Regions from separate parts of the Homo sapiens genome. Here region 1 is linked to region 2. A link is a loop called in an ENCODE intact Hi-C map of the cell type or tissue named here. Cell type or tissue: heart right ventricle. All regions are shown on one strand. Links, peaks and the distances in the headings refer to the core of each region. The heading gives the core; the rest is flanking DNA.

Region 1 (5,379 bases), core at 181-5,180, 57 kb after region 2:
CTTTGGGAGGCTGAGGTAGGTGGATCACTTTGAGGTCAGGAATTCGAGACCAGCCTGGCCAACATGGCAAAACCCTGTCTCTACTGAAAATACAAAAATTAGCCAGGTGTGGTGGCGGGCGCCTGTAATCCCAGCTACTCAGGAGGCTGAGGATCTTTATTTTCTTTAAGTCCATGGTTGAATGTTTATTGCCTCTTAAGTTTTCTTTTCTTTATGAGGACCTGAGTACTGGATAGGTACTTAATCTATCTACGATATGGTGAAACTTGGTGAATGGGAACACTGACTCCCACTTACTCCTTGTGGTACAACCTTAGACAGTTCACTGAAATTCTTGATGCTTTTTTCTCTTTCAAAAATGGGAAAAATGTTACCTTCCTTACAGGGTAAAGGATTAAAAATAATGCATGGAAAGCATTCAGCACACTGCTGGCATGAAGTAGGTACCCAATAAACGGTAACTAATGGGACTGGCAAAATTACATCTGTTGTTATTGAAATTCCTTGAGCAAAAAAGGTAACCATTTTTCATAGTTGGCTTTAAAATGTATGTTATTTCCAACAAACTATAACTTTTGCAAGAAATTAAGGACTTTAATGCATTTAAAAATCTTTATCAGTGCCTGTTTTGTGCCCAATTAATGAAGCTTTGAAGGAGATCTGAGGTCAGGACAAGTGGTAGGAGAGTGAGGTCAGAGAAAGGAGAAAAAGATTAATAGGTAAACATAACTGCAGAACTGGAGAACTATAATAAGTTCCTATGTTAATGTGTCAGGAAGAGTAGACGGCTGCAATCCAACCCATTGTGTTGTGGAAACTTCCACAATATGGATGCAGAATAACACAGTGGCTAACATCACAGCGCTGGAGCCACTGTCTGAATTTGAACCCCAGCTCTGTGATTTACTGTACAATCTTAACCTCTTTAAGCCTCAATGTTTTCATCTGAAAAACAGGATGACAGCATTTGACTTATATGATTGCTGTAAGGTTTAAATGAATTAAAATGGTCAAAGCATTTTGAATCATGCCTAATAATAACTCAACAAATGTTTGCTTAAAAAATCATTGAACTGACATACATTTAGCATCTTCTGTATGCCAGGCACTGCTCTGGGCACAGGAGAGTACTGGCAGAGCACCTGCTGTCATCGAGCTTTTAGACACGTAAGAAATACATGTATAGAAGCACCATGAAGGAAAATAAATGAGGACAAGGAAGCATCGAATGTGTTAGGGAAGGTGGCCAGGGATGGCCTTCTGAGAAAGTGACATTTAACTTGATGTATGATAAATGCTGGGTGATCTTAGAGCCTGTATCAACAGTTGGAGGTAGAGAAAGACTAACTTTGATAGCATTTCAGACCTGTGATACAGTCCTGTGGCCAGGAACTCCAAGAGCTATTATGTTGTTCCATAACCATTCCTTTGAATGGAACTGGAAATTGGGTAATTATGGGATCAAATAATCACAAGTGGTAGGCTATGGGCAGCTGAGGAGAAAACTTAAATTAGCTGCACATCCCACATTTTAAGGAGCGTTATTTGCCTGTTCTCTGCACCAAATAATTCCAACTCTGCTTAGATCCATTTTATAGGTTTGAAAAACTGAACTACTGACAAATCTAACCCACATACAAACATATGAGCATTATACATTTGTATAATACATTAACATAAAGTGCCCGTGTTCTTCACACAGCTGTCCTGTAGATGACAACACTTGCACTGAATGGCAGGCTCGTTGTTTTGGCTGCTGCTTGTAGTTGTGTGTGGTATGGTCAGCTCAGCTGTTGTGGTGGACTTGCCAGTTGTCTCTCCAATATATATTTTCACTTTAGTAATAGAATGGTGATTTTGTTAAGGGTTGGCAGTATGTCCAGCTAAAAGGGTACACCTCTCAGACTCTTTCATAGCTAAGAGTAGCCATGCGACAACATTCTGATCACTGAGTTGTAAGTAGAATGCTTCTAAGGGATTTTTGGAAAATTATTTGCATTCTGAATACAAATGTTACGCCTTTCAATTTCTTTCTTTTCTTCTTGCCTGGATGTACATGTGATGACTGAAGGTGCAGCAGCTATTTTGGAAACATGAAGCAGTAAGCACGAGGATGGAGGCCTAAAATACAAGGCTTGTGGTGCAGAAAGAAGAGCAGAGCTGGAGCCCTGCTGTCAGTTAAGTCTCTGAGCTGTTGCTAAGACTGCTGAACCCCAGACTGCTGCTTGCATAAGACCAATACGTATACATTCTTGTCTATTTAAGGCCCTAGAAGTCAGGTTTTCTGTTATTTGTAGCAGAATACATTTCTAACTGATACAAATAGCTTCCGTAACAATGGGCTAGTGAATGCATATACATTTCTCCTTTTTGAAATGGGCACTAGATTTTATGTGAAAACAGAGGATGTATGAGCAGATAATGAAAACAATATACAGTCTAGTTCTCTGTAGAATTGGCCTTTCTAGCTACAGCTTTGTCTTAAATTATGGCATCTAGTCTCCTATATCTTTTGTTTCTTAAAAAATTTAAACTGAAGCAATCTATTGTGAGGAAGCAGATGGGCCACTTGTGTCTCTAGATCTGGCTGGGCTTAGTTCTGCTCTTACTTGGCCTGATTTCTTGTCCTGGCTTTTTTTTTTTTCTTGGTCACACCCTCCAGTTTCTTCCTGGCTCTATTTGTCATACAAATCAAATACTACTCTCTCTGTAACTGTGATTTCAGAGCAGTTCTTGCTCCATCATTTTGGCCAAAAGTGATTTGATCTAAAGCTGTGAAAATGACCAGAGAGAGACCATCTGCAGTACTATTTGCTTGTTCCTGGCCCTTCAGAAAAAAGTTCTTGATCAATGCATCCCAAGGTAATTGTTGTTTCTCACCCGAACCCTTCTGGCTTCAGTCCTCAGTTTACGGGAGGAAGAAAAGGGGCAGGGTTTTAGGCAGTTGCAGCCTGGAGTTTGACGCTCCCCTGCGCATCCCTCGGTGTAGCTTGGCAAGAGCAATGGAAACAGCACACGCACATCCTTTAGCCATCAGCAAACAAGAACTCTATGTCTGCCAAGATGTGACGGAGCATTCAGGCTCCTCTTTGCTGTGTCCACATCTGCTAGAGATTTCCCAGAGAAAAGAAATTTGGATATTTCTTCACCCAAAGTGGTGATGGTCTTATGGAGAGAGCATGGGTGAAATGGAGAAGTGAATATGGTAGTCATGAACTGCTCCTGCACCTGGGAAATAATCTCCCTCTGAGTTCTTCCTCTTCTAATAAACATACAACTACATCCTAAATCAAGAAGTGCCAGTACTGCATACCTACAAATACCAAAAGTGGTAAAAATGTTAAAATGAAATGGACCTCTCTGAAGCCCTGCCACCGTCCCATGTGCTCTGGCAACCACTGCCTGCTGCAGGAGAGATCATCACCTAAACTCCTTTTTGTGAAAAAGAGATCTTTCCCCCCCAGTCTCCAGTTTCATTTTCCTCACCGCTTTGTCCTTGTGTTATTTATGGGACAAGGCCCAGGAGTGAGTTGCTGAGGTACTTTTCTGCATATGCTTCATAAGTTTTATGAACCTCCATTGAATTTGCTTTTTTGTCTCCCCAGTCTAGGCTGAATAACTCCTTTCTGGAATAGAACCCATCAGCCAGCTGAAGGCAGTGCATATGAAACTCCAGTCCTCCAGCCAGCCAGCCTAGAGCCCTCTCAGTCATTGATTTACTTCATTTCCTGACACGAGGGGGCACCTGAAATTGGGCACCCTGCTTCAGCTGAGGCGAGTAGAAGAGGGCATTTGTTGTCTCCTCTGCTTCTCAGCTCGTGAATGCTGCTGCTCACTCCCTCTTCAGAAGTCAGGCGGCCTCTTCTCTGGGGAGCATCCCTCCCTTACACACTTTGCAAAGTGCTAAGCTAACTCGAAGCACTCAAAAATCAGAAGCAAATCCATTTGCTAAACCCAAGCAAATGGAAAGGCAGGTTGGGGCTCTTGTTTACGAATCAGGCAAAATATGGAGTTGAACTATCCAAGTGTGGTTGCCGTTTGTCACTGAGCACTCTTCTTATTTAATGGAAATGTTACATTGTTGGGAGAGTTTTAGAGAGAGGTAGGTCCCAGAGACCCTTGATAAAACCAAAGAGAGGGGCAGATACATCTTATTCTTTACTCTTTATTTGCTTGGAAAATAAGATGCTTGCATTAAGATTTGGCATTTTCAGGGAGTCATGCAAGGATGCAGGGTCTGCTGGAGGTTAGTTGCAGAAGGCAGAGCCGTGTGGCATTGGCTCTGCTGGTGATGACCTCATAACACCCTGCGTGGGAACTTGGCTGTGCTCATGGCAGCCCAGCTTCCCATTCTCTGCCTGTTTTCAAAGCCTAGATCTTTAGTCTTGCAAACAATTCCAAAAGTGTGCATATCCTTTCAATATACCCCCTTTGGTACAGACTACTACCTTTTCTGGCACACCAAAGAAAAATTAAATTCCCTCCTCCCTCCTGCCCCAGTCCTCTAGAGCAAAATCATGAGAAACTGGCCTGCTGTTCCATTTCAGCCATCATCTTACCTGAGATGGACACTGGTTCATTTCTCATGTGATAGGAATGTCAGTACTCCTTCAGCCCCATCATGATCTGAATTAAGTGCAGGTTTGTTTTCTTTAATGCGTTTGAGGGAGGAGTTTGAAGGAGGTGACCAGTTACTGATGTTTTTACCACACAAGTAATACATGAATGCATGCTTCTCATGAAAGACTCCAACAAGGCAGGAATATTCAGGGGAAAACATGATAGACTCGTCCACTGCAGGCCCCCATCACTCTTGCTTTACTCCAAGGGGCAAGCACTATGAACACTGCTTTGCATTTGTATAGTCTGTACACATTTAAAACACATAAATGGGAATACTATGAATTTTGCTTTGTGACTTGTTTTTTCAATGAACAATTTGGGATAACTTTCCATAAAGGTTCAATATATTCTTCTAATGACTGCATAATATTTTTATACTATATTTTATTTAATCTCTTCCATTTGAGAGTTCCTAATTTTTCATTAGTAGAAAAAATATTCCCATGAACACCTTGTATATTTATGTTCATATGTCAATTTTTTTCTAGAATACATTTTTCTAAAAATTGAGTTTTTTCTAGAATGCGATTACTGAATCAAATATAATACATGTTTATAGTTTTGATAGATGTCATCCAACAGCTTTCCAAAAAGTCTTCACCAATTTACAATCCCTCTAACAGAATGGCCTAGAGTTCAGTCCTGCAGCCCTTTCAATGACTTTATAGGCATTTAACATTTCTGCTTAAAATTGGCAAAGTGGTTTTGATTTCCTGCAACAGAACTCTGCTCAAGATACCGTGCTATGATCTTATG
Region 2 (5,379 bases), core at 286-5,285:
GGAGGATCGCTTGAGGCCAGGAGTTCAAGACCAGTGTGGGCAACAGAGTGAGACCTCATTTCTACAAAAAATTTAAAAAATTACTCAGGTTTGGTGGTGCACACCTGTGGTCCCAGCTATTCAGGAGGCTAAGGTGGGAGGATCGCTTGAGCCCAGGAGTTTGAGGCTACAGTGAAGCATGATTGCACCACCACACCCCAGCCTGGGTGACAGAGTGAGACCCTACCCCCACCAAAAATAATAAAAAACAAAAAACAAACAAATGAACAGAACAATTTTGGTTCTTGTAAAAAAAAATAGGAAGAGAAGGTTAAGTGTCCATAGTTTTCCAAAACGAGTATGTAACCCCACTGTATGCAGGGGCATGAGGCACAGTGGGTGTCTAGGGCATGCTTTGGAAGTATGCAGCTGGCAGCTGCAGAGGGAGAAAGGCATTGGCTAAGAAGAGAACTGTGTTCCTGGCCCAGATCTTATGACCTTCAGCTAGTCATTCTATGGACTTTAGGTTCCTTATCTGTAAAATGGGCCTGTTGCACTATATGATTACTCTTATCAGCCAACTCAGAGGAGTGTGTGTGTGTGTGTGTGTGTGTGCATGCATGGTCATGCCTGTGTGAGTGTGTGTATGTTTGTGGTTTTTAAAAGCTTACCTCCAAACAAAATTGCCCCTTCTCAAACTGGGTGCCACTGTTCTAAGCCATTCTTCCTGATGCAAGCTAGTAAATGTTCCCTTCAGATCTCACATTAGGAATTTTGTTTTGATTACCTTAAAGACTCTTTGTAGCTCTGGCAGCCTCTCAATCTGTGCTTAGGAGGATGAAATGGTCTGTGCTCACAGGCTTTGGAAGATAGAAAACTGCCTCTCTTCCTCCCTTCTCCCCACGCTTCCTCATCCCCTAATCTCCACTGGAATCTATCAGCTGAATTCTGAGTTTGTGTCCCCAAGGCAGGAATCTGGGAGGTGACAGGACACTGTCCCTCACAGCAGCTTTCTGTGAGCCATAGCATTCTAGAGAAGTCATGCAGTTGAAGAATATAATTCAAAAATAGATAAACTGATAGCAAAGCCACTGGTTATTGACCACTCGTTGTGTGTCAGGCACTGTGCTAATTCCTTACATATACATTTCTTAAACCCTTATGATAACCTAGTAAACATAATGATCCCATATTATAGATGAGAACACAGACTCCGACAGGCTAAGTAATTTTCCCAAGGCCTCAGAACTCCTAAGTGGCTGAGCCAGGATTGAAGGCAGAGCTCCTTGCCATCTGGCCAAAGAGGCATTGTGGAGCAGACTGTTTTTCAAAATATAGGTTATAATCCATTAATACTCCATGAAAATAATTCTGGGCTTAAGAATAGCATTAAAAATAGAGTAGAATGGAAAATATCAGAGTGCATCTTACGTAATATGTAAATATTATTTTGTGAAATTTTGTGTGTGTATGTACAGTGTTGTGACATAAAATCAACTTCTTACTGTGGGTGGTCATTAACATTTTCTTTTATAATAGAGTTTGCGAAACTCCAGTCAGGAGAAGTTAATTAATGAGATGGAATGAAAAGGGCAAGGTGTGGGGTGTTTGGGTATTTCCCCTGCAGAAATTGACCTTTTTTTTTTTTTTTTTTTTTTAGTTTTGTAGTTTTGTCATTTCAAATACCCTCTTTACATCTTTCAGTCTCTTTTCCTTATGGTTCCTTCTTGTTCTGAAATTCTATGACCCTTTGAGAAGCACAGGCAATTAATTTGTGTTTTGGCAGGGTAGAGAATGACAGAGTCACTGGGCACTGGGAAGCTTTACAGGGTACTTTTCCCTGAGCGGAGAGGAGGAGGCTGGTTTCTCTGGGCAGAGGGAGATAATACTCTATGTTTTGCTCCTTTTAGTCAACACTGTAATAGCAAAATTTATTCATGTATTTGTTTATACTCTAGTTCAGGGGTTCCCAGCCTCTGGGCTGCAAACTGGTACTGGTCTGAGGCCTGTTAGGAACTGGGCTGGACAGCAGGAGGTGAGCAGTGGGCGAGCAAGCAGCACTGCCTGAGCTCTGCCTCCTGTCAGGTCAGCGGCAGCATTAGATTCTCATAGGAGCGCCAACCCTATTGTGAGCTGTGCATTCGAGGGATCTGAGATGGGACAGTTTCATCTTGAAACCAACCTTGTCCTCATCTGTGGAAAAATTGTCTTCCATGAAACCAGTCCCTGGTGCCAAAAAGGTTGGAGATTGCTGCTCTAGTTCATTCTTTTCCATTTTATATTCCATCATTTGACTATATAATTATAAATCATTTGTATTTGTTTTTGCTCTTTGGGTTTTATAAACAGTGTAGTTTTGAAGGTTCTGGCCTAAGCATTCTGGTGTGCATGTCCACAGATTCTCTAATGAATATGCCCAGTAAATAAGGAATAGTGAATGACCCAGAATTGCTGGGTTTTAGGGTATCAAAATGCTCACGTTTGCTAGGAAATGCCAAAACCATTTTTTCCAAAGTAGCAACAATTTATGATTTTCACCAGCAGTGTATAAGAATTCTTATTCTCACTAACAGTTGGCACTGCCAGATTTTTTACATTTTTGGCGGTGGTGTGTAGTAGCTCTTTGTGGTTTTTGTTTTTATTTTTACTTTTTGGGGGATGAAGTTTCGCTCTTATTGCTCAGGCTGGAGTACAATGGTGTGATCTCGGCTCACTGCAAGCTCTGCCTCCTGGGTTCAAGCAATTCTCCTGCCTCAGCCTCCTGAGTAGCTGGGATTATAGGTATCTGCCACCACACCCAGCTAATTTTTGTAGTTTTAGTAGAGATGGGGTTTCACCATGTTGGCCAGGCTGGTCTCAACTCCTGAACTCAGGTGATCCACTCACCTTGGCCTCCCAAAGTGCTGGGATTACAGACGTGAGCCACTGCATCTGGTCCTCTTTTTTGTTGTTTTTAATTGTACCTCCCTGATTACTAATATGATGGAGAAACTTCATGTCTATTGGCAATTTCATCTTCTTCCTTTGTGAAGAGCTTATTCAAACCTTTTACATATTTTCCTATTAGGTTACCTGCCTTTTTCTTATTGATCTATGGAATTCTTTGTGTAATGTGGATAGAAGTCCATTGTTACTTACATGTATTGCAGCATCTTCTCTCATTTCATGGTTTATCTTTCCACTAGTTTTTTTTTTTTTTTAGAGATGGAGTCTCACTATATTGGCCAGGCTGGTCTTGAACTCTGTCCTACTTAGGCTGTCTCTGTCCTACCCTTTGGCAGTGCCCACTTTGCCACAACTTAGGGTCCACATATATGATGGCAGCAGCAGCCCATTTGGAGCAGTTGCTGCAAAGATGCTGGCTGCAGCAGTGGAGGCACAGCCAGGGCTGCACGCTTAGCAGAGCCAACGGGAGCCCTGCCCCCTTTCAAGTTGGTGGGGCAGGAGCTCTGCATTCCTGGGTGCAACTGTAGCCACCCAGCTGTGGCTGCAGACTCAGGCATCCCTGTGCTCTCAGGGGCCTGGGAAGACCCCTGGTGCTTCTGCAGGCTTGGAAGTACCTGTTCCCACTGCCTGGCCTCTCCCCGCTCCTGGCACCTGCTCCAGTTTCGGAGCAAAGTTGTGGCCAAGCCTGGGTGCGGTCATGACCTGGCTGGGTGTTCAGGTGCTTGGGGTGGCACTGACATGCCAGCCTCCTGCTACCTCGGCCCCTTCTGGACTTTGGGTGTTGACGATCATGGAAGGGAGGCTGAAGTGGGGCTAAGGGCAGCCTGGCATGAGCCTGCAGGTGCCCCTCAGCATGAACGGCCTGGGTGCTCTGAATGGTGGCCAGAAGCAGAAAGGCTCCTGGGTGGAAAGGGGCAGGTCCCCAGTGAAACCCCACCTTCAAGCCAGGGATGACCTGAAGTCTGGGGGCCAGGCTGCCAGTTCCGTGGACTGGAATGAGAACTTAACGGTGTTTTTTCTGGGCCTGCCCATGGCCACCCATGGACCAATCAGCACATACTTCCTCACCTCTGAAGCCTGTAACAACCCTGGACTCAGCCAGGCTACAGCAGATAACAGGACAACCTGCCTGTAGAGAAGAGCTACCCACTGTGGGTCTCCTTTCCACTGAGGGCTGCACAGACAACAGGATTACCTGTCTGTGCATAGGAGCTACCTATTCTGGGTCTCCCCTCTTCTGAGGGCTGCAGAGCTATTGGGATGTCCTGCCTGCAGATAGGAGCTACCCACTTTGATTCTCTTGAGAGCTGTACTGTTGCTCAATAAAGCACCTCTTCGCCTTGCTCACCCTCCAGTTTTCTGTGTATCTCATTCTTCATGGACAAGGGACAAGAGCTTGGGACCCACCAAATGGCGGGCCTGAAAGAGCTATAACACAAACAGGGATGAAACACACCCCCCTACTTGCCATATTGCGGGCAACGAGAAAAAGAGAAAATAGGAGAGAAGTGCTGCAGCCCTTTGGGGAACCCAGACCTAGGAGCTCCCCAAGCTAGGGGTGTGACACCCTCTTTGGGGCTCTGTGGTTCCTGGTGTCTCCAAGCTTCTGGGCACCACCACGTTACCCGGTGCCCACAGTGGAAGCTGCTTGCAGTATACCTGGTCCAGCTGTAGCCCTGCAGGGAGCCGGTACCCATGCCAGTTCCTGGAGCTGCCCACCCCACCACAGCTGGCATGCTAGGCTGTGTGCAGTAGCCAGACTGCATACTTGCTCACTCACACACCCATTGCTGCTCTGTGCCTGGCTTGCCCTTGACAGGTGTGGGCTCTGGGCTGGTAGTGCAAGCTGAGCACAGCCCACCAGGCCAAGTGGGTAGAATGAGCCCAGTAGGCCCAAGGAAAACTCAGATAAAGGCGCCACTGGCCACAGAGGTTTCCTGCTGGCAAAGTGACACCCCAAGGATCCTGAGACATATACATGAGACTGTGATAGAGCTGCCTGGTCTATTCTAGTCCATGGTCAATTTTTTTGTTTCTGCACTAATGTCATATTTTCTTAATTATGAGAGCTTTATACCAAGTCTTGATATCTAAAAATTAAGTTCTCCTACTTTTTTTCTTTTGAGGTTCTCTTGGCTTTTCTTGGCCCTTCATGTTATATATCCGTTAACTTTCATAGTCAATGGTATGTTGATCTAAATAGGCAAGTTTTTCATTAGTGGAAGCAGAACATTCGTAGTAAAAAACTTTTAAAGATTTTGATTGTCATAACAAATGGCCCTCTGGCATAGGTGATACCAATGTGTACTCCATAAGGAGATTGTAATAATATTTGAAATGGAAAATGACTATATCAGACTATATGTGTGTTTTGTGATTTAATTTGGGGAAAAATATCTATTTCATGCCTCTAGTATTTCTCAAAAAACATGTTGAATATGAGTCTTATTAGGT

The links. Peaks named below come from ENCODE experiments on the same cell type or tissue, not always from the same donor. Only the 100,000 strongest peaks of a DNase experiment are listed, where the experiment ranks them.
Region 1: it touches region 2 in a loop (4-fold over the local background); 3 of 110 quality-filtered maps call a loop at or near these places.

What each region holds. Positions count from the first base shown.
Region 1 is chr3:143,148,519-143,153,897 of GRCh38, forward strand. No RefSeq gene overlaps it. Among named protein-coding and RNA genes, the nearest start is that of CHST2, 31 kb to the left of the region's middle. In heart right ventricle, for the core only: no CTCF peak of the experiment used is centred there; a DNase peak (open chromatin) is centred at 3,007; H3K27ac peaks cover 1,853 bases.
Region 2 is chr3:143,091,867-143,097,245 of GRCh38, forward strand. The region is part of intron 2 of LOC105374138 (a long non-coding RNA gene); the gene reads left to right. Among named protein-coding and RNA genes, the nearest start is that of CHST2, 25 kb to the right of the region's middle. In heart right ventricle, for the core only: no CTCF peak of the experiment used is centred there; no DNase peak of the experiment used is centred there.